3 separate regions of the Homo sapiens genome follow, and regions 1 and 2 are each linked to region 3. The links are chromatin loops, found by intact Hi-C in ENCODE. Cell type or tissue: PC-9. All regions are shown on one strand.

The links. Hi-C counts contacts between places; a loop is a spot of excess contacts. Peaks named below come from ENCODE experiments on the same cell type or tissue, not always from the same donor. Only the 100,000 strongest peaks of a DNase experiment are listed, where the experiment ranks them.
Region 1: it touches region 3 in a loop (2.7-fold over the local background); 4 of 110 quality-filtered maps call a loop at or near these places.
Region 2: a loop joins it to region 3, with 7 times the contacts of the local background. A loop is called at or near these places in 7 of 110 quality-filtered maps.

The regions. Positions count from the first base shown.
Region 1 is chr10:75,354,846-75,362,845 of GRCh38, forward strand. ZNF503-AS1 (ZNF503 antisense RNA 1) reads left to right here. Exons shown (of 4, transcript NR_038226.1): 3 at 3,665-3,862; 4 at 5,776-6,833. It also overlaps a transcript of ZNF503 not described here. Among named protein-coding and RNA genes, the nearest start is that of ZNF503-AS2, 43 kb to the right of the region's middle. In PC-9, no CTCF peak of the experiment used is centred here; a DNase peak (open chromatin) is centred at 4,376; H3K4me3 peaks cover 2,036 bases; H3K27ac peaks cover 3,558 bases.
Region 2 is chr10:75,241,992-75,249,991 of GRCh38, forward strand. No RefSeq gene overlaps it. Among named protein-coding and RNA genes, the nearest start is that of COMTD1, 10 kb to the left of the region's middle. In PC-9, no CTCF peak of the experiment used is centred here; DNase peaks (open chromatin) are centred at 1,820, 2,670 and 3,550; H3K4me3 peaks cover 554 bases; H3K27ac peaks cover 5,632 bases.
Region 3 is chr10:75,292,206-75,300,205 of GRCh38, forward strand. ZNF503-AS1 (ZNF503 antisense RNA 1) reads left to right here and starts at 4,178. Exons shown (of 4, transcript NR_038226.1): 1 at 4,178-4,446; 2 at 6,747-6,869. It also overlaps a transcript of ZNF503 not described here. RefSeq lists silencers at 2,879-2,988, 3,009-3,058. In PC-9, a CTCF peak has its summit at 3,510; DNase peaks (open chromatin) are centred at 1,976, 2,416, 2,786, 3,206 and 1 weaker place; H3K4me3 peaks cover 4,223 bases; H3K27ac peaks cover 5,854 bases.

The DNA of each region.
Region 1 (8,000 bases), 63 kb after region 3:
GTTTTGTTTTGTTTTTTTGAGATGGAGTCTCACTCTATCGCCCAGGCTGGAGTGCAGGGGCACGATCTCGGCTCACTGCAACCTCTGCCTCCCAGGTTCAAGCCTGCCTCAGCCTCCCAAGCAGCTGGGACTACAGGCATGTGCCACCACGCCCAGCTAACTTTTTTTTTTGTATTTTTAGTAGAGACAGGGTTCCGCCATGTTGGTCAGGTTGGTCTCAAACTCCTGACCTCAAATGATTTGCCCGCCTTGGCCCCCCAAAGTGCTGGGATTACAGGCATGAGCCACGGTGCCCAGCCATCTGCTGCTATTCGTGAAGCCAAAGCTTCAATCCACATCCTCCTCCTTATGCCTATTTTCTACACGTTAAAACCTTGAGACAAGGAGAGTTAGGTTTTAATCTTCCTTCCCCTCCTTAAATCAGAGGCGACAACCTACAGCACCTTTTTTTCTTTTTAAAATAAAAACCTCCTATTTATTTGCAGATTGGAATGGGTAATCGAAAGACCTTTCATGATATTATTTATTCAGAGTCCTTGCATCAAGCTTGCCACTTATTTAATCTGCGCAAGTGTCCTGCAAGAGAGACACTAGGATCCCTGTCTGAAGCCTGTTCTCTTCCCACGATACCTCCCTGCTGCCCCAGAACAAGGCTACTCATCTCTCAGGAATAGGAGGGTCATGACTGAGTCCTCCCCACCCTCCACTCCCATCTAGCCATCAACATCTAGGTCAGAGTTCCAGGCCCCTCTCCCCTGATAACAGTGCTTGGGAATTTCTTCAGTTGGTCAATGATCTTCTTACACAGCTGTCCCCAGAACTGAACCTGGCATTGAAAGGTACATTTGGCTATCCTGGTTATGTATTGCTGGGTTAGAAATTACCCCAAATTTAGTGGTGTAAAACAACCATTTATTATGTTTATAGGTTCTATGGGTCTGGAATTCAGATGGGGTACAGCAGGGAAGCTTTGTCTCTGCTCCACAGCATATGGGCCTCAGCTGGAAGATTCGAAGGCTGAAGGTGACTCAACTTTTGTGGGCTGGCATCATCAGAAGGCTTGTTCACTCATGTGTCTGGTGGATGGGGCTGGCTGTCAGCTGAGACCTTAGATGGGACTCTGGGCCAGAATATCTTGTGTGTGGCCTCTCCAGATAGCTTGAGCTTCCTCACAGTATGGCAGCCAGGTTCCCAGGAGAGAGTGACAAGTGAAAGCCACATTACCTCTTAGGATTTAGCTTTGCCAGTAGTGCAGCATCACATCTGCTACGTTTCATTTGCAAGTTCTGCCCAATTTCAAGGAGTGGGGATGTCAAGATTCTAGAAAAGGGGGTGGCACTGGAGATACTATAGTGAACCTTTTTTAAAATTTTATGTATTTATTTTTTTGAGATGGAGTCTCACTCTGTCGCCCAGGCTGGAGTGCAGTGGCGCAATCTCAGCTTACTGCAAGCTCTGCCTTTCAGGTTCACGCCATTCTCCTGCCTCAGCCTCCCAAGTAGCTGGGACTACACGCACCTGCCACCAGCCTGGCTAATTTTTTGTATTTTTAGTAGAGATGTGGTTTCACCATGTTAGCCAGGATGGTCTCGATCTCCTGACCTCGTGATCCGCCTGCCTCAGCCTCCCAAAGTGCTGGGATTACAGGCGTGAGCCACCGCCCCCAGCCTACAGTGAATCTTTTAAGAAAACATCACGTAGCTCATCTGCCTAGCTCAGAGGAAGCTCTCCACGTGAGAGGGTCTGGGAGGTGCTCAGGGTGTAAGAACATCATTCATTCAGTCAGCACAAGTGTCAGAGTCTACCGTGTGCCAGCTGCTATCCCCTCATGCCCCTGGTGGTCCATAGCTGCATTGCCTTTCAGCCCCAGCCCCACCCAGGTTCTCCCATTGAGGCCCTGACAGATTTTATCAAGATGAGAGAACTTTGGGCTTAATTCTCTCCAGCCTCCTGGGAAACATTGCTCTGGGTCACTGTGGCTATAGCCCAGAGAATAACTCCTCCCCCGGGAGGCTGCTGTTGAATGGAAGGTTTTTACTCCCATTTCTCAAGGTGTAGGCGTGTCGAACAGTTTCTATTTATTGAAGAAGAAAACAAGTTGTTTTTTTATTTATATATAGCTCTTGTTTTTGTTCATCCCACAAGAAAAAACAGGGTTCCTCAATTGGAAATAGATTCCTGCCCTTCCGTAAGACTTGGAAATGGGAGAATCTGTGTGTGAATTAGGTCACTGTGGTATAGAGAAAGAAGTTGGGAGAACTCCTCTAACCCCTTTTTTTTTTAAGCACAGGAGCATGGTTTGTATAGCTGGTTCACTGGCTATTATACTGGAAAGCAGAATGAGTGGGTCAAGACAAGTAGAGGTATAGCTAGCATCATAATCACAATAGGGCCGGGCACAGTAGCTTACACCTGTAATTCCAACACTTTGGGGGGCAGAGCTTTGAGGACTGCTTGAGCCTAGGAGTTCAAGATTAGTTTAGGAAACATAGTGAGGCTCCATCTTTACAAAAAAAAAAAAAATTAGCTGGGCATGGTGGTGCATGCCTGTTGTCCCAGCTACTCGGGAGGTTGAAGTGGGAGGATTGCTTGAGCCCAGGAGGTTGGGGCTACAGAGAGCCACGATGGCATCACTGCATTCCAGCCTGGGCAACAGAGCGAGACTCTGTCTCAAAAAGAAAGAAAATAACTAATCACAATAATAACCAATATATATCATATTCTGGACTCCAAGCATTTTATGCAGCATTGTGAAAATGATATTAGTACCTTTCTGATGGCATTGTTAGCAGATTGAATGGCGCAAATGAGGAAAGTAATTTCTCTAAGGCCCAGAGATGTTAAGTAATTTGCCCAAGAGCACACAGCTAAGATGTGGTAGAATTGGGATTTGAATCCAGGCCCATGGGCTCCAGAGACTGTCCTCTAATATTGGGCCATGATATGCAGCTAGCAGGCCTGGTAGCTTAAAGGGAGGGGCAGGAATTGGAATATAACAGGCGAGGCGCACAGGCTCTGGGTGTTGGGTCTCTCTTGGTTAGACACCAAAGACTCATTCTGCAGCCTGAGTCTCCTCATCTGGAAATGGGGATAATACCTACCCCAGTGAGTTATGTAAGGCACTAGCACAGCCCTCCAGACCCAGTGGGTGCTCAGTGCACCATTGGAGAGTCCCTTTCCTTTTTTCCTTCCTCCATATTTTGCCGTGGGCCACTCTATGGAGAGAACTTTCCTGCCCAGGGAAGAGGGAGATGGCCAGGATGACTTTGCTATCTGTGACAACTCTAAGGGAATCCTGGTTCCCTAAGCTTTTGCTGGATGTCAGAATTCCAGTGCCTCTCCACTGTGCTTTTCATTGGCAGAACTTTAAATGATTTTATAAAACTGCAAATGTACAAGGTAATTGAGTCTTCTGTTTTATTACCCTGAGCTGCCTGGACCTTGCCCGGCCTCCTCCTCACTCACCGAGCCACCGGAATAAAGTTGGAAGTGTTTGTGCTGGTAATATATAGGACTTAATTAACCTGGCCTTTTATAGCATTTCCAATGGAGGGTTGGAACGAACTTTGAGGCAGCTTGAGAAAGGGAAAGGGGGGCCTGGGGTGAGAGCGTGTATGTACATACAACACTTGATGTTGGTTTTTTCTTTTGTTCTTTTCTCCAGTACTTTAATCAGCATTTAATGACCCAGTCGAAAATTCATTGTTTGGACCCAAGCACTGGTGGGAAAGGCAGGAGGGGAGGCCTGCCTTCCTTCCTCCCTCCCGAGCCCTACAGCAGGCCATGGAGTGGTGAGCGAGTTCGTACAGTGCCAACCACATTCCCAGAAACTTCCAGCAGAGGTTAATCCTGCTCCTCTCAGGTAGGAGACAATGAATGGATTTTAACAAATGGACTCCCTGTGTTAGCTAATGCCAGTCCCTACTCAACCTAGGATGACTCCAATGGCGCATGTCCCCATTCCCGGGCCCTAAGGCTGCGCTAACATGCTATCCTGCCTGCCCCTTCATTCTCCACCCTGCCACATTCCCACTCCTTTCCCCTCCCAACACGAAGCCATGCCTGAGCTGGACACCCTTCCATACCAACCCAGGAAAAAGTGATTCAGCTCCGGTCCACCCTGGGTGCAGCGGTCCTTCTGCCAAGATGCCTTCATATCATACAGCTATTATTTTCGGGAGGATTCCAAGTGAGGGCAGTCAGGGTAAGTGCCTCTCACCAGCTGCCTGCTCAGACCATTGCTCCACATACCCTAGCTCATAAATCCTGCCCCAACACTGCAGAGTGGTTACATCATCCCCAAACCTCATGCAACAATTCGATTTGGAAATAAAAAGGCAGGTGTTAATTGACTCACTCCCTCTGCCCCTTTGTGGTGCCCCTGACCCTCGATAGCTTTTAACCCTGCAGTTAATAAAAGTTTTGGGCCCAGCCCCAGCACAGTTCCTCATTCATTCTTTCATAACATCAGCAAATTCTTCCTGAGTGACTGTAATGCACAAGTCATTGGCCAGAGCCTTAGGGAAGAGGGTTAGGTGGCTAAAGATGAGCAAGAAGCATTTTAAGCATTTCATGCCTTAGGAAAGCCTACAGAGGAGGCCCACAAATAACGCAGATTTGGGCAAGAGTCCTGTGGGCCTCCAGAGAAGCCAGAGTTTTAGAAGCATCTCCGGCTGTTGAGTTGACTGCTCTTGAGTTTGCCTGTTCAGCACCCATCCCTCCTACAAGAGCAACCAGATTCTCCTTTGGAGAACCCACATCTTCACTAAATCTATGTGGTTCCAAATGTGGTTGAATGTCTGGGGTCCCCAGGAGTCAGCCCATGAGTAGAGCTAACCATTCAGGGCAGGTTAGTCCCCAGCCACAGTGATCATTTCAGCCATGGGCATTAGACTTGGGCTGGGCCAGTGAAAGCTATTGCTGCAGCTCCTGGGAAGGAGGAGCTCTCTTTTTCCCCTGGGACTGGCCAGAAGTAAGCCTGGAGCTGCTAGTAACCCTCTTGTCTTCACCTGGGAGAGGCTTCAGGAACCTGAGAGTGAAGCCAATCACTTCATTTGCTCCCGAGGGACAGCCTCTGACTTCAGGCCCCTATTGTCTCCTGCCCTGCAATGAGAAGCTCTTGGTTTTTAGGTGTGTTTATTACCCAGGCCCAAGAGACTCTCTGTCTCCCTTCAGCTAGTCTGTGCCCAAGCAGAATATCAAGGAACGCAGAGCTGAGAAATGGAAAGGAAAAGATGGTTAAGGATGTTGGATGGCTGCCAAAGGTTTCTTTTTTTTTTTTTTTTTTTTTTTTGAGACAGAATCTCGCTCTGTCACCCAGGCTGGAGTGCAGTGGCTCGATCTCCGCTCACTGCAAGCTCTGCCTCCTGGATTCACGCCACTCTCCTCCCTCAGCCTCCCTAGTAGCTGGGACTACAGGCGCCCGCCACCACGCCTGGCTAATGTTTTTTTGTATTTTTTTTAGTAGAGATGGGGTTTCGCCGTGTTAGCCAGGATGGTCTCGATCTCTTGACCTCGTGATCCACCCATCTCGGCCTCCCAAAGTGCTGGGATTACAGGCGTGAGCCACCGTGACCGGCCTGGGGGCCCTTGTTTTTCAGGTTTGCACTTGTGCGACTCTGAGAGTGGGTGCCTCCTTACATTTTGTACCCCAGGTGCCTCTCTCCTCTCCCTATTCCTGGCCCTGCTTAGGCTGCTGGAAGTCCACCCCTATCTGTCCCTGAACCCAGCCTGAAGAATTCAGAGTTGATTGCTACTGTCTTTCTTCCCCCACAGGTGGGCTTGGCCCATTCTCTAGACTTTGGAAGGTAATGTTCTATAGAGGCCTGTTCTGAAGCTTTACCAGGTCAAACCGGAGAAGAACCCAACAAGTAACTCATCCCAGCCTAACTATTCTTCAAGGGCAATCAACCTACAGCATCCAAGCACAGAGAAATCAAATCCATGGAGAATCTTCAAATTAGGCTCAGAATCCATTTGGGTCAATGAATTTACTGTTATTAAGATCTTAGTTGTGTTCAACCATGATTTGACATACCTTAGAGTGAGAAGATATTCTTCCTGGCCTCAGACTAGTTGAAGGTAGAGAGAGAGACAGGCCCTTGGGTGTGGGGAGACCTCTCCTGGGATAATACACACAAAAAACCAAGAGCTGCTCACTGTGGTGCAGGAGACAGCAGGGCCTGAAGCCAGAGGCTCTGTGTCCTTGAATACAATGTTTTACTCCTCTGACCCCTGTTACTGTGATTTGGAGAGGCAGACAATATAGGATGGGCTTTGCAGGCAGGGAGGTCCAGTTATAATCCCAGCTCTTACTAAGTTGGGTAAGACTCACTCTGAGACTTAGTTTCTTCTGTCATCTCTCAATAGAATCATAAAGGTACTTTCCTCTTAGTGTTGTTTTAAAATTCAGTAAAATAATGCAGGCTTAGCACAGGGTCTGATGTAAATTTTCAATGAATTATCGTTGTCAATATTGTTCTGGAAAACAAGAGGGCATATTAGAAGATCAAAAGTACTGCCAAGCATTGAAGTGCCAATTCTAGATCCAGTCTCAGCCCTCTGAGAATGGATATCATTGTTTTCAAGCCATTCAGAAACCAATGTGAATTGAACACCTAGTATGAGCTCTCTGAGGGAAGAGCCAAGTCATGCATTTTTTATCTTAAGGGGTCTTCAATACCTCTAGCCCAAAACAGTATCTCCATCAGGATTCTTCTCTGATAGTGTTCATTTCTTTTTTCTCAATGGATGCCTTAAAAAAAAAATCCTACAAGGAAACCTGTACTCCTCAAATACACCACTCAGGTGACCATTAAATCATTTACATTGTTAATTTCTTTTCAGATGTGTGTCTTTTTCCCTAGTTACATCATCAGGACCTTGAAGGTAGGGACAGGTCTTAGATTTCTTGATGCCCCCATAAATCTAGGTACAGAGTAGGTCTCTGGACATCAGTATAAGGCCCATGAGCCTGATAGCTGCCCAGGTGGGTGCTGTGTGCCTGGGCGTGGGAAGGACAAAAGAGAGGTCACTAAAGGGGTTCCTGGGAAGGAAGAGCCCCTCTGACTTTAAAAGGGAGCCCATACACTTTTTGGACAACTGGAATAATCAGAAAGCTGTTTTTGGGGAGGCAGCAGCCAGAAAAACCTGGGGCATTGGGTCAACCAAAGCCCTTCCCAAGGCTGCAGTGGCTGCAGCTAGTTAGCCCAGCTTCCCTACCAGCCCCAGGGCTGCAACTGAACAGTGTTGGCTTCTTAATAAAAACAGCACCAATGCAAAGCCCTAACTTCACTGGAGAAATAGCCCTGCGCCCTTCCATCCATTAACATTTTGCACCTTAATGCGGCCATATTTTGGGAAAGCCAATTCATATTGTCTGAGTAGCTTATTGGTATGCAGCTCTGGTTAGGGGTGGGGGATCCTGGGAGGGGGGCACTCTGCAAAGGGGTTTTAATTAAGCCTCAGAATGTTCCGTATATGCCCCAAAAGGGGGGCGGTACTTGGGGGACCTAGAGCAAGGGTGATGGGCTTGTCCAAAAGGTTTGTGTGTATGAAGGCTTGACCATTTCTGGGAAGTCCCACCGTGACTGCCACCCTTGCTCACCCCCAGCCCACACCAGAGCAGGGCCACCCACTCACCCTTTGGGTCTCTAACTTCGAATTTCCCAAGCAGACCCTATCAGGCAGCTCTTCTCAGATAAAATACATCATCATTTGCTCCATTAGAAAATAAATGTATGGCTATATTATGGGATTTGCATTCCATTACCTTGGTTTGCATGCCATAAAACATTTATTACACCCTTGGGCTAAAGTCTTAATAATGACTGGGTATGAGGCACTAATGTGGTGCTGGTCTTGCTCAGGAACCAGAGATTAATGCCTTTTGATGTCACTCAGCTAATAGTTGTGCTCACCAATTTGTCCCATCAGAAGACATTAGAGTCAGGCCCTGTGCGAGGGTGGGGGAACCACTGCTCAGCTTCAGCTGGGAATCG
Region 2 (8,000 bases), 50 kb before region 3:
TGGGAGGATTGCTTGAGCCTGGGAAGTGAAGTGGGAGGATTGTTTGAGCCTGGGAGGTCGAGGCTGCAGTGAGCTGTGGCTACACCACTACACTCAAGCCTGGGTGACAGAGCGAGACCCTGTCTCAAAAAACAAAAAACAGGCCAGGTGCAGTGGCTCATGCCTGTAATCCCAGCACGTTGGGAGGCTAAAGCACATGGATCACTTGTGCTCAGAAGTTCGAGACCAGCCTGGGCAACATGGCGAAACCTGTCTCTACTAAAAATACAAAAATTAGCCAATCGTGGTGGTGCACGCCTGTAATCCCAGTTACTCGGGATGCTGAGGCATCAGAATTGCTTGGACCCAGGAGGCAGAGGTTGCAGTGAGCCGAAATGGTGCCACTGCACTCCTCCCTGGGCGACAGAGTGAGACAATGTCTCAAACAAAACAAAATAACCAAACAACACAAACAAGGGAGTGACATTGGTGGCAGAGATTATGGGGTCAAAATACTGCCTGCCCCAGCCTCTAACTGCTTGGGATGATTGGAAGGGTGAAAATGCACCACCTCCATCCCGTCCCCCATCCTTGAGAAGTGCTGGTATTAGACATTTAAATACATGGTCCTTGCTCCTGCATAATGCACTGGGTGGTGGGACTGTTCCTCTCAGCAACTCTCTAAGGGAGCTAGCATGGTCTCCATCTTCCAGATGTGCACACCAAGATCCCAGCCATCAAGGAACATAGGTGGCAGAGCCAATATGTGAAACTGTCTCTGTCTCAGCTTCACATAAAGGCTTGTCATCTCACCATGGGCCCAAGTCCAGGGCTCCTGAATCCTTTGGAAATTTAGTCCTTCTGGGAGGCATCCACCATGTACCAGCAATGTACATGTGATGCAGCTTCTCTGGTTCAATTCTGTCCTGGCACGTAGGTGTTAATAGGAGTCCCCAGTGGATGGCTTACATGTGTGTGTTTTCTGGTTGTGCTGTTTTTTTCCTTTCTTACCTGGAGGTGGCCAGGGCTGCATATCACGGCCACTCTTGGGTATCGTTGCTTCTGCCGGACACCTCAGCTGATTCTCAGGCACCTTCCAGTGGTGGAGACTTCATGGGGCTCTTTGAAAATTAACAAAGAAAGTCTTACAGCTCTGTTTTTGTTTGTTTGTTTGTTTGTTTGTTTGTTTTTTTCCCAGATGGAGTCTCCCTCTGTTGCCCAGGGTGGAGTGCAAAGGTACCATCTCTGCTCACTGCAACCTCTGCCTTCTGGGTTCAGGCGAATTCTCTTGCCTCAGCCTTCCGAGTAGCTGGGATTACAGGTGCCTGCTACCACGCCCGGCTAATTTTTGTATTTTTAGTAGAGATGGGGTTTCACCATGTTGGCCAGGCTGGCCTTGAACTCCTGACCTCAAGTGATCCTCCTGCCTTGACCTCCCAAAGTGCTGGAATTACCGGCATGAGCCACCATGCTCGGCCCCCTTGCAGCACTTATCTCTCCACATTGAGACACGGGACTACATTGTGAGTCCCTCCTTCCCCCAAAAGAAGATAAACACACTTTGCAGACTCCCCTGCAGGCACATGACCTAGCTTCCACCGATCAGATGCACAAGACTTGGAAGCAAGTAAACGTGGGCAAGGTGAGCTAGCTGGGCGTGGAGGAGAGTGATCTCCCGGCAAGCAGGTATGACGCGGTGCAGGTGCCTGTTTCCACTGGGGTGGCTGTGGTGGAGCCTCTACCAAGAGGCAGGCTGTGGCGGTAGCTGTGTTGTAGTTAGGACAGTCCTGTGGTGAGATTGGGTGGGGCTCCCCGGCTGTATTGTTCCTGGTAGTGGATCATCCAAGCCTGCTTCTCTGGTCTTCCCAGAGTCTGCTGTTTGTAACAAAGTGAACTTGCTGTTTGTAACAAAGTGAATTCTGTTGTTTGCAACAAAGTAGAATCTGTCCTTTACCACTGAGTGGCTTCTGTGGCTTATAATTAAAAGCCCTGCCCGGTCCACTCCCATTGATAGAACTCACTGGAGTCCTGGACCTCCAGCCCACACTGTTACTGTTCAGCTCGGAGCCATTCCTCCTCCTGCCTTGCCAACATGGGCCTGATATTGTTTAAGCAGCAACATGTGCAACTCTGTGGGGGAACTATGATCAGTCTCAGGCTGCCATAACCATCCTAGTCCTTTTCCCAGGATACTACTTTCTTACCCACATAGTTGCTAGGGGTGACTGTGTGGTTCGTTCCTGGCCACAGATAAAGGGGGGCTTCTCAGGACATTTTTCTTTCTGATAATAAGAAATCCTCTTTTCCTGCTTAGTCTCTTCTTACCTTGAATGGAGTTGTATAAAGATGAAATGCTTGCAGCCATAGCAGCCATTTTGTGGCCATGAGGCAACAAAGTTAAGGATTAACAACAAACAAACAAAAAACACCAGTGAGGATGGCAAGAGGAAATACGGTTTATTGGTTCTCAAAGACATTGTCAAGCCCTTGAACCAACATCAGCAGCATCTACCTCCACACTCTGTTCTAGGAGAAAATGGAGCCCTTTGTGTTTAAGGAATGATTAACTGTATACATATCCTTTTAGTTAAGGCTCAGAGCTGTCCTAACTTATTCCAGTCCCCAGGCAGTGTGGCTCATGCCCACAGGGATGGTTTAGAGTTGGTGCTGGATAACCCTGTTTGCTTTTTCTTCAGGCTAGAGTGGCAGATTCCACAATGAACTTTGGAATCGTGCCCTGCATGAGTGAGGCCTCCATTTCCTCAGGAGTGAGTTTGCCCAGTCCCCTTGCAGACAGATTTATGGCAAGCCAGTCCCTCCCCTCCCTGAGAAACCCAATTGCCAGCCCTGGGCAGCCCACCCTCACCCTATGGCAGGCCCGTGGGGTCTCATGGCCCCTCTGGATCTCCCTGTGGGTGAGATGAGATCCCCACATTCTGCAGGTGAGGCCCTGGCGGAGAAGTGACTTATCCAAAGTCCCACGGGCAGGGTGTAGGGGCTGGCTCCAGTTTTGTAGGATCCAAGCTTGGGGGTCCCACTCCAGTAGGAGTCTCTCTATTTGCCCCAGGGCCAGGGTCACAGGGACTTCTGGGACAGTGGATGACCAGGTGGAGTGGGCGCTTCCGGGCAGCAAGCTGAAGCGGGCTTGAGGAAGCCTGTGTTCTCCTGGGCCTGAGAAACAGGTTTCTGTTGCAACAGTGCTGTAACAGCCCTGGACCTCAGTGGCTTCCAAAATAATCATTTACTTTCTCTCTCCTGGTTCAGGAGTCAGCTGGCATGGTTTTGCTTCAAGTTGTGGGTCCAGATCATTTGGGAAGCAGCAGAGACCTGGGGATGCTCTTGCCTGGTGGGCAGCACAAGCACGAGAGGTGCACCACACAGGTGCGTTGAAAGCCCCTGCCCGTGCCAAGTCTGCTGAAGTTCCATTGGCCAAAGCCACTCACTTGGCCAAGCCTGTAGTATCAGGGTAAGTGAGTGTGTTCTACCCGCTCTGTGGGGTGGCCCTGCAAGGCCACCTGTGTAATCCTATTACAGGTGGATGAGTGAAAGGTCAGGATGAACAATCCAATCTAACAGGTCCCACATGCTCCACAGTGACCCCAAAGCCACAGTAACACTCTAACCCCACCTACACCACTGGGCAGGATCTCCTCAGGGCAGGGGGGCGGGGGTGCTGCCTCACGCAGGAGCTGCCTTCAGGTCTGGCTGGCCCCAGGGCCTCTGCAGATCCATTCTTGCTCAATTCCTAAGAGTTCAGGGTTTCCCATCTTGCCTCCCATCAGCTCTGGGAAGCCAAAGACTCCGTCTGTTTCTCAGAGGAAGAACTTGAAGTTCAGGGAGCCAGGGTGTGGCTGAAGATTGCAGGGCAGACTCCCTGCCTCTGCCCAACCCCCACTGCCATCCTGAGCCCAGCAGGGAGGTGCTGAGTGGTCAGGCTCGCCTCCCTGAGCACCTGCCTCCCAGGAGGGACACACTCCCAGCCACTTGCCCCTTTCCTCCATGCCACCCCCACGCTCAGCCTATGCCCTCCCTGCAGAAATGCAGGGAAATGCAGCCGTGGACTGCAGGGTGCAGCCTGCCCTGCTCGGGGGACCTCTCAGCTCTTGTTTGCATTTGGCAGCCCCTGAGCTGGCCTGGGGACAGATTTTTATTTGCCTTGCTCAGGGTTTTATTTGTTTCAATGGAGCCAACACTAAACAGTCAGATTTCACAAAGAATTCAGATTTAATTTCTATTCCTTTTGAAACAGTGAAAGATTTGCCTACATGGGGCCCACTTAGCTGCGGAGCAGGTCTGCTGGGGCTGCCTGGTGCCCCACCCCCCACCCCCCACCTCAGATGGGTTAAGGACCCCTGCCCCAGCCCCCACCACTCCCTGCTGCCTCACACCCAAACAACTTCACTCATTTTCTATATTGGTCTTTATGCTGCTGGCATATGAGCTGTGACCTCTGATTTAATCCAGTTCCCAGAGGCCCAGAGAGGGGAGACTCCTGTCTGGGGTCTATGGCCAGTCAGGAGACCTTATTTCTCTTTCTCTCTTCCCAAGAACTTCATCTGGATCCCTCCTGTGGACTCCAACCCAGAGGCCCAGTCTCTGCTTCCTGCCCCCAGTGGCTCAGGCTAGGGGCTTTCTCTCCAGGCAAAGCTGTTTGTGTCCTGGCTTAATAAAGCTCCCTGGCATTGCTGCCCCAGGGGTACACTCACCCGAGGAAAAAGTCCAGACTGACAAGAGGCTCTGGGAGACATGGGGGGCAGGGGGGCTCATATCTCTGAGCTATACAGCGAAGCCCTGCAGATGTTTAATATTGGATCGTTGGCTGGGCATGGTGGCTCACACCTGTAATCCAAGTACATTGGGAGGCCGAGGCGGGTGAATCACCTGAGGTCAGGAGTTCAAGACCATCCTGGCCAACATGGTGAAACACCGTCTCTACTAAAAATACAAAAATTAGCTAGGTGTGGTGGTGGTGCACACCTGCAGTCCCAGCTACCCAGGAGGCTGAGGCAGGAGAATCACTTGAACCCAGAAGGCACAGGTTGCAGTGAGTCGAGATCAAGCTACTGCAACCCAGCCTGGGTGACAGAGTGAGACTCTGTAGCAAGAAAAAAATAAAAATAAAAATAAAATAAATGAAATAAAATGGTATCATAACAGCCGACACATATATTACACTTCCTGTGTACCAGCCACTTCTTATGAAGCCTTATTCCCCATGGGACGAGGCTTCATATTAACCCACTTACTCCTCAAGTCAGCCCTGTAAGGGGGGAGGTACCACTTTTATCCCTGTCTTACAGAGGAGAAAGCTGAAGCATAGAGAGGCTAAGCCACTTGCCCCAAGTTGCACAGCTTATAAGTGGTAGAGCAGGGATTTGAAGCCAGGTCCTCTGGTTTCAGGGCCCACAGTTCCTAACCACTGAACTATCCTGGAGGACATGCCATCCTCATCATGTGACTTCTCCTCATTGAGTAAGATAGCTGTTTGAGCTCTGGCCTTACACCTCACTCCAGTTTTCAGGGAAAAGGCAAGGGACAGCACAGGACTCACCCCTTCCTTTAAGGATCCTTGCTGAATGTTTCACAGGGAGCTCCTGCTTGCCTCCCTTTGACTGGCATTTAGTCACACAGCAACACCTCAGCCAAGAAAAGGTCTTTATTCCAGTGATTATGAGCTCAATGAAAAAATCAGCTCTACTCTTACAGGGGAGAATGGAGATGGAAACTTTAGCATCATTGCTGCATTTCACGGATGAAGAAACTAAGGCTCAGAGGGGTGCATGACCTGCTGGAGGTCACGCAGCCAGGAAGAAGTGGAGCCTAGATCTTCTGTCCCTGGGCTTTTAGGAGCCAGTGGGGCCCCAAAGGCACACCCTGCTGATTTCCTGGGGGTGAGAAGGACTGGGCTTTGGTGCACAACCCCCTCCCCTGCCCCAGGAACACCTGGGGCCCAGGCCCTGCCAGCCAAAGCCTCCTGTGCCTTCCAGCCCTGGCAGCCTCTCTGGGCCCAGATCCGTCACACTGGCACCCATCCTGCCCCGGGCCTGGCCTGACTCCATCCAGTCTGCTCACACCAGCATTGACTGTGCTTGGGCAGGTTACTGAAGCAGCCTCAAGAGCACTGAATAATTCAGGCCCACGTAATGGGATAATGAATTTACCGACAGCCTGGTGTGGTCTCTGTACTTACATTTTGAGAAATACTGACTCCGTAGGCCCACTGGCAGGCAAGGGAGGTACACACCCCGAGAAACTGTTGCGTCTGCCTATTCGTGGGGTTCAGGCCTGACAGAGTGGGGACCCAACTTCGGTCTCAGTGGTTCTTCCCCTGCTTGGGGAAGTGGGGAGTCTGGGGCAGGGGGAGGCCTGAGTGGAACTTTGGGGAGAGGTGGAAGCAGAATCCCAGGAGTTCAGAAAGGCAGAGCTTGAAGGGAGCCTGGCTGCCCTTGGTCCTGCACGCCCATTTCATGAACAGGGAAACTGAGGTGGCAGGCGGGACTGCCTATGCCCCTGGACACTGTTCTGTGCTGACAATACCAGGGATGACTCGTGGCTCTGGGGAAGAGACCTGTGTATTTTCCTTCTAGTCTGCAGTTACCTGTCCCCCAGCTGCTGGGGGGAAGGGGGTGTCACTGCTAATGCCCCACAGCTGCCCCTTCACTGGAGATGTGTCCTTAGCCAAACGAGAGCCACCGCCACGTGGAAGGCCACGCTCTGCCTGCCAAAACCTGGGCACACTGTGGCTGACTTCCATGGTGGTACAAGAGCGGGAGTAACTGTGTGACGCTCTCTATGCTCCAGAATCCCCGGGGAATAAGGCTACTGTGGGACTCCAGCTGAGACCACATTCCAGCTTCGCCTTCACCCCCTTCCCTACCCTACTTCTCTCACTCCCCTTCTCCTCCAAACCTCCACAGCAGATCATTTGAATGGAGTTCGGTCTCAGAGTCTGCTTCTGGGAGTCCACCTAAGACCCCATATTTCCTGGCCCAAGCCTCCCTTCTGAGCACCGCCCCAGAGCACCAACAGGGCTCAGAGCCAGGACTCCTTGGCCCTGGCCCTGGCTCCACTACATGACTGTGAGGAAATCACTGGTCTGCCCTGGGCCTCAGTTTCCCCATCTGTGTGATTGGTTGGCAGGAGGATCTTTCAGGGTCCCTTCCAGCTCTGAAGTTCTGTGACGTGACCTGAGGTGCCAGGAAGCCTTCTCCCTCCCCCGCCTAGCCCCACAGGCACATGGAATTCTGCCACTGGGGCATCACTTTTTCCTCGAAGGAGTTTTCACAATGCAAAAGCATCTGAGATGAGAATGAGCATCCAATCAGGTGATCACACCACAGGGCAGAATTTCTCAGTGTGGGGTTCTTGGATCACCTGCAATGAGTTCTTCACCTGAAGGGGTGTTTATTATTATTATTAATTTCCCTCTTCTGTCTCTCTTTTTCTTTTTGAGACACAGCTGTCTCCCAGGCTGGAGTGCAGTGATGCAATCTTGGCTCACTGCAACCTCCACCTCCCAGGTTCAAGCAATCCTCCCACCTCAGCCTCCTGAGTAGCTGGAACTACAGGCCTGCAACACCATGCCCAGCTGATTTTTGTATTTTTAGTAGAGACGGGGTTTCACCATGTTGGCCAGGCTGGTCTCGAACTCCTGACCTCAAGCGATCTGCCCACCTTGGCCTCCCAAAGTGCTAGGATTACAGGCGTGACCCACTGCGCCCAGCCTTCCTCTCCTTTTCTTGGATGTGATACCTTGGGCTGGCTGCAGCAGCTAGCTTTCAACCATGAGGAAAGAGCATGGCATGCAAACAACAAGCTAAGAATAGTGAAGCAGAAACATAAAAAGAAGCTGGGTTTTCGCTGGCATTTCTGAATCATTGCACCAAGCTTGAAGACCCTTACTTCCTATATGAAATAATTAAATATCTATATTGCTCAAGCAAGTCTTGGTTGACTCTTCTGCTATTTGCAGCCCAAAGCATTCCAAATGGAATCAACTGTCCTTATCACACTGAATTGTA
Region 3 (8,000 bases):
TGTACATATACATAAAAAGAGGGTAGAATCATGTATTTATTTTAGGTGAATCCTCCTAAATTGACATGTTCCCTGAACACAAGTCTGAGGGCTCTCTTTCATTGCAAGAGACAGAAAACAAACTAAACTTAGAGTAAGCAAGAAAGAGAATGCATTGACTCACTTGTTGGGAAGGCCAAGCATGGAGTGGGCTTCAGGCTTGACTAACTCTATGGACTGGAAAAAGGCATGGGATTTGTCGTCATTTGCTCCTGCGATACATTGGCTTCTTCCAGATAGAAGCTGCCATGCTGCTAGAAGCTCTGGGGTCCTAGCCTTACTATACTCAATTCAAAAGGATTGAAGAGCATATCTCTTTTGGAATCAATATACAAAAATCCCAGAGAAGGACCCTGATTGGTCCGACATGGTTCACATGCCTATTCCCGGGCCAATCATTACTAGCAGGAAGATGGGATAGAATGATTGGCCAGGCCTGGGTCATATGTTTTTCCCAGTGGCCAGTGATTCCACAGGCACCTAAGGGCAAGAAACAGGATACCTAGACCTCAGGGAACAGGCAAGTCCAGCAGTTTAGGAGGAGAAACAGAAGCTAAGCTGTCTTCTTGTGGTCTCCCTGGGATCTCGTGTCTGCTTCTTTTTGCCTACCTCCTCGTTCTTCTGTTTCCTTGTGAACATTGGCTTTGGTATTTTTTTCTTCCTCAGCATGTATGTACATGGCTCAAAATGGCTGCCCCAGCCCCGAGCCCTATGTGACTTTCGAGAGCTCCACACCACCTGTGGCTGAGTTCAGATGTTCAAGGAAGAGAGAATCCGATGGGTTGCAGGGATAGGTGTTAAATACTGGACCCATCAGTTGTGGCAAGGGTTAGGGATTTGTAGTATAAACACGGCTTCCGAGGTCTTCTTCCCCTTTAGCTGGCCTGTAGGGGCAGTTCGTTGGAGAAGGGGGCTGTGTGTGGGGCAGGCATTTCAGAACAAGATATCTTGCTCGTCCCAGGTGACCCAGAGAACAGCAAAGCATGGCACCATCCTGCCCTCAAGTAGCTTCAAGTCTAGCTGAGCAGGTGAGAGGCTCATCTGGGCCAGGGGTCATAGGACATCAGAGGAGGGCAAGGTCATTGTGGGCCAGGACAGGTGGAACAAGTTGCCTGGAGCCAGTGGGAGTGCAGCTGGCCTTTCCAGGTAGGCAGGAAGGAAGGGACATGACCCTGTGCCATGAGGAGGAGACGTTGCCTCAGCAGATGCTCTTTTCTTCACACCTGAGCTGGCCCTGCTGAACAAATATGCAAATGGATTTGAAGAGTCCTGTCCATTAGGGAGCTTTTCCTCAGAGCATAAGCACTGGTCTTCCTGAGGCTTCTGTTTGACTTCTCATAACACCCTCTGTCCTGGGATTACCAGAGTGCCCCCCCCGTCCACTCACCATCTGTGTGTGTGCGTGTGTGTATGTGTGTGTGCGCATGTGTGTGTGTGTAGGTTATGGGGAGTTTTTCATGATGTTTTGGAAAGTCAAGGAGTTTCTTCTCTCCTCAAAAGCCAAGAATGGAAAAAAAAAATCTCCAAGAATAAAAGGAGGGAAAAATAACCCTTTGCATTTGGAGAATGTAAAGAGATCTGTAAGCATCCTAAGGTGGAGACTTCTGTTGTCATGCTGTGGTCCAGGAAAGTCCTGGACTTGCCCAAATTCTCATGGCTGCGACTAGAACCCTGGCTTTTACTGCCAGCCCAGGGCTCTTCTCTGAGCCCTCAGGGACAGTGGGGAGTGGGCCTGGCAGGGGTGGTCTGTATGTGACAGGAGTGGGGGAATGCCCCACCTTCACAAGGACGCAGTAGAGGCTCAATCCTAAAAAACACAGCCCAAACCAAGTCCAGAGAGGATTTGGAGGCTCCGGGGAGGAGCTAAGAGGTTACCAGCGTCTCCTTTGGGAAGTGGGTGAGAGTCCATCCCACATGCCTTATCTGGGCAGATCTCATTTCCTGGTGGAGGAAAAGGAGGAGATCTTTGTGTTTCTCCTCTGTTTTTTCCCTTTCAGACAGACCAGACATCAGATCTCAGTCAGATAAATCCAGCTGAAAGAAAGGGGCTGAGGCCAGGGCTGGCACAAAGAAAAGGATCCCTTGCCAAAGTCACACAGGAAGATACTCCAAAAGACCCTCGCCCAAAGAAGAGGGCGGACGGGGTTCCCCTGGAGCTCCCTTTCCCTAAGGGCCTGGCGTTGGGCTTTCGATCCTAGTTCCACATGAGGTTTCATGTAAATGATTGTATTATTATTATTTTTTTGCATGGGTGAAAAGTCACAAATTATTAACGCTGAATTTCAAAGACTGCAGTCTTCTCACTCTGGGGTGGCATCTCTTCACTGTTCAGGCACGGGCAGCCTCACAGAACGGACGTGGCCCAGACCTCACTTGACCTCTGAGAGGCCCTGAAGGCAGTCGCCCAAGGGCAGGGGCAGGGGACAGGGCGGAGGGGGAGGACACTGAGCGGAGCGGGGAAGGAAGAGAGAGGAGGGGTGGGGAAGGAGAGGAGGGGCGGCGGGGAGCCCGGAGAGAAAGAAGGGAGACCCCGGAGAGGAAGAGGGGGAGGCCCGGGAGGGCGCGCGGAGGGGGTGTCAGCGAGGGGCCGCCTGTCAGGGTTCTATCTGCGCGATGATTGATGCGGGCCCGGGTTTTTCTGTCAGCCTGTCACGGCGCAGGAATGTTTAATGTTCTCATTATTGGTTACGCTGTTGTGTATATTTCTCTGTCAGCACCGCGGACCCAGCTGAACTGGCAGAGCACTTCAAAGGCCTACGGGTCATTCATCATCCCCATGACGCTCCGGCAAATGCTCAGCTTCAGCCCCGCGCCAGGGATTTGTTATGACTTGCGAGCCGCCTGACAGACAGGGCTGCGGCGGCCGGGAGGGGACGCGCGGGAGGCGGGCTCCGGGCCCTTCCTGTCACGCCGGGCCCGCGACTCCGACTCGGGGGGCAGGCGGCACGGCGCGGGGCGGGCCCGCCTGGGCGACCCCCGGGAGGGGTGGCAGGAGGAGGCAGGGGCGCGCCCCCTCATGGGCCCCGGGGCGCCCTCACACCTCTCCCTGCAGTCCCGCCCTCCTCCTCCTGGCGGGCGGCGGCCTCTCCCAAAGTTGTGCCGCAGACCCAGAGGTTGAGGGGGGGAAAAGCGAAACTTGCAACCGTCCAGGGCCAGGGAGGGGCGGGAGCTGGGAGCGAGAGCAGGAGAGTATCGGAGCTTTGTTTCCTTTCCCAGGCCGTGACATGATTAATCGTTTTCTTCTGATCTAATTTTGGAACATGAAAAACAGCACATTTGTCTTGAAGAAAAATGATGTGCCGAACTGCGCAGATGGAAATTTCGAGCAATGAGAAAGATTAAAGTGAAACCCCACTCCTTAGACCTAATCATGAGTTGTAGATTATTCTGTCGGCCCAGCCAGATGGTAGCTCTGATTCCACAGCCCCTTCTTATATTAATGAATACTCGACTGTTATATTTGACTTAGGTAAGTGAAATGTCTATCAGAGCTAATGGACTGCCAGCCAGCATAACACATGTTGTACCGCTAAGGGTCCTTCTGCATTTTTCATGTTTTATACTAATGTAGAACATTTTGTTTCCTACTGTTTTTCATCATTGTCACTGTTTGCTAAATATTTTCACATGGAAGGGGGGAGAGAGAGAGACAAAGTCAGGAGGAAAAAGAACCCCCCTCCAAACTTGTGTCCAAAGCTAATTTCCTCCCGTTGGGCTTGGCTATAACTCTACAAGTAAAACAGTCACCCCGAGCAATACGTACAGGAACTCAATAGTAACGTGATTAAGTTCCTAGTCAACAAGACTACACTCGACTGTATGTTAACAAACCTAATTATAGCCCCGTGGTAATAAATTGGGCCAGGGCCCTGGCTGCACATCTCTGAGGTCATGTCTAGGAGAGCTGTTTGACCCTCTTGTCTCAGGGAAGAGAATTGTCCTGGAGAGGGGTCCCTGTCTCAGCATGGTAGAGGGGCTGTTTTCTCCCTGACCTAGTTGTCCAGCCCCTGGGAGGATGGGTGGATGCCAGGAAGCATTTCAGAGCGGAAGGTCATCGGCATGAGAACTGGGTATTAGGATTTGCTGGAGGAGACCGGAAGGGCAGTGGCTTCTGAGCCATTGGCCCCTTTCACGTTGTGAGTGGCATCAGGATGTCTGAGAGGAGAGCATGGTGTTTTTGCTTCATTGGATCCATGCAGGTCTTGGAGGGTGGTGGCCCACTCTTTCTGGGCCAAGTAGAGGGTGGCTCAGACACCCCCCCTTCCTCCAGGCTTCTCATCTGTAACTGGTGAAGCCCGGAAGAGCTTGTTGTTCAAGAGGAAATCTTGTGTTACTTCTTTATGAAGGACTCCAGCCTGGTGGAGATGAATGAGTCCTGAAGATGGAATCGAAGCTGTTTGGGCACAAGTAAGCTGGAAGGGGTTGAGGGACATTTTCAAGGAGTGATGTCTTGAGAGAAAAATGGAAAGAAATCCACAGGCAGAAAAGAGATATCTAGATATGAAAACATGGGGCAGGGGGAGGGAGAGAGAGAGAAGAGAATGCAGAGAAAGAGAGAGACATACAGGAGAGGACGTGTAGGTACCAACAGAGGAGATGGCCCATGAACTCAGAGGAGAAACTCTTCTTGCCTCAGCCAAAGTGAGCTTCCTAAAAAGCCATTTTGACCCCTGCTAAAAATTCTCTCCTGGCTGTGATTCCTACGGGAGTCAGTTGCAGTGTCTTGGCTGGGAATAGGTGAGCCTCTCCATCTACCCCCAGTTTCTCTCTCCAGCCTTATCTCTCACTTGTCCTCAACTGTGACCTTGCCCTTCTGCCACATGAGCCTTCTTAGGATCCCCAAGAGTGCCAGCCTCTTTCAGAACAGTGTGATTTTATCTGTGTTTATTTCTGTCTATCCTACTCTCCTGTATTCTTTCCCTGGCAAACTCCTACTCATCCTTCAAGACTCAGCTCTCAGATCTCCTCCTCTGTGACATTTTCCTGACATTCCCAGGAGGCATTATTCATCCTCTGACCCCCACCCCCGACTCTAGCTAGGCTGCATTGAAAAATGTCTGTGTTTACAAGTCTCTTGCTCTACACCTTCCTTCCTCTACAGCTATTCCTCTGCTCATTCGTTTACTCATTCAAGAAATGTACATTAAGACCTTACTGTGTGACAGATATTGTTCTAGACACTGGGGATTTAGCAATATACAAAATCCCCTGCCCTTCTGGAGGTGTATTTGTGGATTTCATTCATTTCAGTAGCTGTATTTGTGGATGTATTAATGAGGCTCTTTTATAGTAAGAAACAGAAACTTGCTCAGGCTAGCTCTAGAAATGGGTATTACTGTAAAATGGTGGCAATAAGGAAGGCAGAAAATCTCACAGAGACCCAAGAGCAGCTGCACAGCTGAGCTTCACAGCTTCTGTAACTCGTTAATTGGCTCATTCATGGCCCTTCCTAGGCCCATGTCATTTAAGAAACTTTTTATTGTGATATGAAATACATACATAAAAGTGCATATATCACAAAAGTACAGCTCAATGAATTTTCACAAACTACAACCCATAAAGAGGTGAAGAAACATAACATTCATTACCCCAGTACCTCCTATCCTCCTTTATTTCATTTTTAAGATACATTCTCATCCCAGCTTCTCCCCAACTGTTTACCATGTGATGTTTTGATTTCTGTTTTCACTGGATTCATTTTATAAACAGCTTTATTTAGGTGAAACCTACATACCGTAAAATCATCCATTATAAATGAACAATCCAATGATTTTTTAGTAAGTTTATAAAGAGCAACCATGATCACAATCCAGTTTTAGAACATTTCCATCATCCCAAAGAATCCTCCTGAGTCAATTTTCAGTCAGTACTCAGTTCCAGCCCCAACCCCAGCCCCAGACTACCAGGTTTTACGTTTAGGTCTGGGATCCATTTTTTAAAAATAATTTTACTAAGATATAATTCACATACTGTAAAGCCTACACTTTAGAAGGTAAAATTATGTGTTTCTAATATATTTACAAAGCTGTACAAATATCACCCCTATTTAATTCGAGAACATTTTAATCACCAAAAAGAAACCCCATATCTATTCATAGTCACTCCCCACTTTTCCCTCCCTTTAGTCCTGGAAATCACTACTCTCCTTTCTGTCTCTATGGATTTGCCTATTCTAGACATTCCACATGAATAGAGTCATATAATATGTGGCCTTTAACGCCTGGCTTCTTTCACTCAGTATAATGTTTTCAAGATTCATCCATGTTGTAGTATGTATGAGAACTTCATTCCTTTTTATGGCCAAATAATATTCCATTGTATAGATTCACAATATTTTGTTCATCCATTCCTATACTGATAGACATTTGGATTGTTTCTACTTTTGGCTCTTATGATGAATAATGCTGTTATGAACATTTATGTACAAGTTTTTATGTGGCCATGTTTTCAGTTCTTTTGGGTATATATGTAGGAGTGGGATTGCTGGGTCATGCGCTGACTAGGTTTAACTTAAAATTTTTTAATATAAATTAAAAAATGTTTTATTTTTTATTAAATAAACAGAGATGGGGTTTCACCTTGTTGCCCAGGCTGGTCTTGAACTCCTGGACTCAAGCAATCCACCTGCCTTGGCTTCCCAGAGTGCTGGGATTGCAGGCATGACCTACCATGCTTGGTGTATGTTTAACTTTTTTTTTTTTTTTTAGACAAGGTTTCACTCTTGTTGCCCAGGCTGGAGTGCAATGGTGTGATCTAGGCTCACTGCAACCTCCACCTCCCGGGTTCAAGTGATTCTCCTGTCTCAGGCTCCCAAGTAGGTGGGATTACAGGTATGTGCCACCATGCCCAACTAATTTTGTGTTTTTAGTAGACATGAGGTTTCACCATGTTGGTCAGGCTGGTCTCGAACTCCTGACCTCAGTTGATCCACCCGCCTCGGCCTCCCAAAGTGCTGGGATTACAGTTGTGAGTCACCATGCTCAGCCTTGTTTAACTTTTTGAATGTGATCTATTTGAAGTTAATTTCTGTGTATGGTATGAGGTAAGAGTTTAAGTTTATTTTTTTGCATATGGATATCCAGTTGTCCCCCATAACGTTTTTTAAATCATGAATTTGCATGGGATTTTGTCAGGTGTTTTTTCTGCATTTACTGAGTGAGCTATTGAACTTTCTGAGTATTACTGTCGAATTATCTATTTCTCCTTTCAATTTCATGAGTTTTTGTTTTACGTATTTAGGGGTTCTGTTGTTCAGTGCATATATATTTATAATTGGTATTTCCTAATGTATTTACAATTTTATCATTATAAAACATCCTTTGTCTCTAATTATCGGGGGAAATTCAGCCAGATATCGGGCAAAATTCACCCCCAATATTTCACGTAGGTTCTTTTCTATTTTCCCTAAGCGCTGGCCAGTTTGAGAAATAAAGGGACAGAGTACAAAAGAGAGAAATTTTAAAGCTGGGCATCTGGGGGAGACATCACATGTCGGTAGGTTCGGTGATGCCTGCCGAGCCGTGAAACCAGCAAGTTTTTATTAGTGATTTTCAACAGGGGAGGGAGTGTGTGAATAGGGTGTGGGTCACAGAGATCACATGCTTCACAAGGTAATAGAATATCACAAGGCAAATAGAGGCAGGGCAAGATCACAGGACCACAGGACCAGGTTGAAATTAAAATTGCTAATGAAGTTTTGGGCACCATTGTCATTGATAACATCTTATCAAGAGACAGGGTTTGAGAGCAACTGGTCTGACCAAAATTTATTAGGCAGGAATTTCCTCATCCTGATAAGCCTGGGAGCGCTATGGGAGACTGGGGCTTATTTCATCCCTACAGTCTCAACCATAGAAGACTGGCACACCCAAGGGGGCCATTTTAGAGGCCCACCCTCAGGGGCACATTCTCTTTCTCAGGAATGTTCCTTGCTGAGAAAAAGAATTCAGCGATATTTCTCC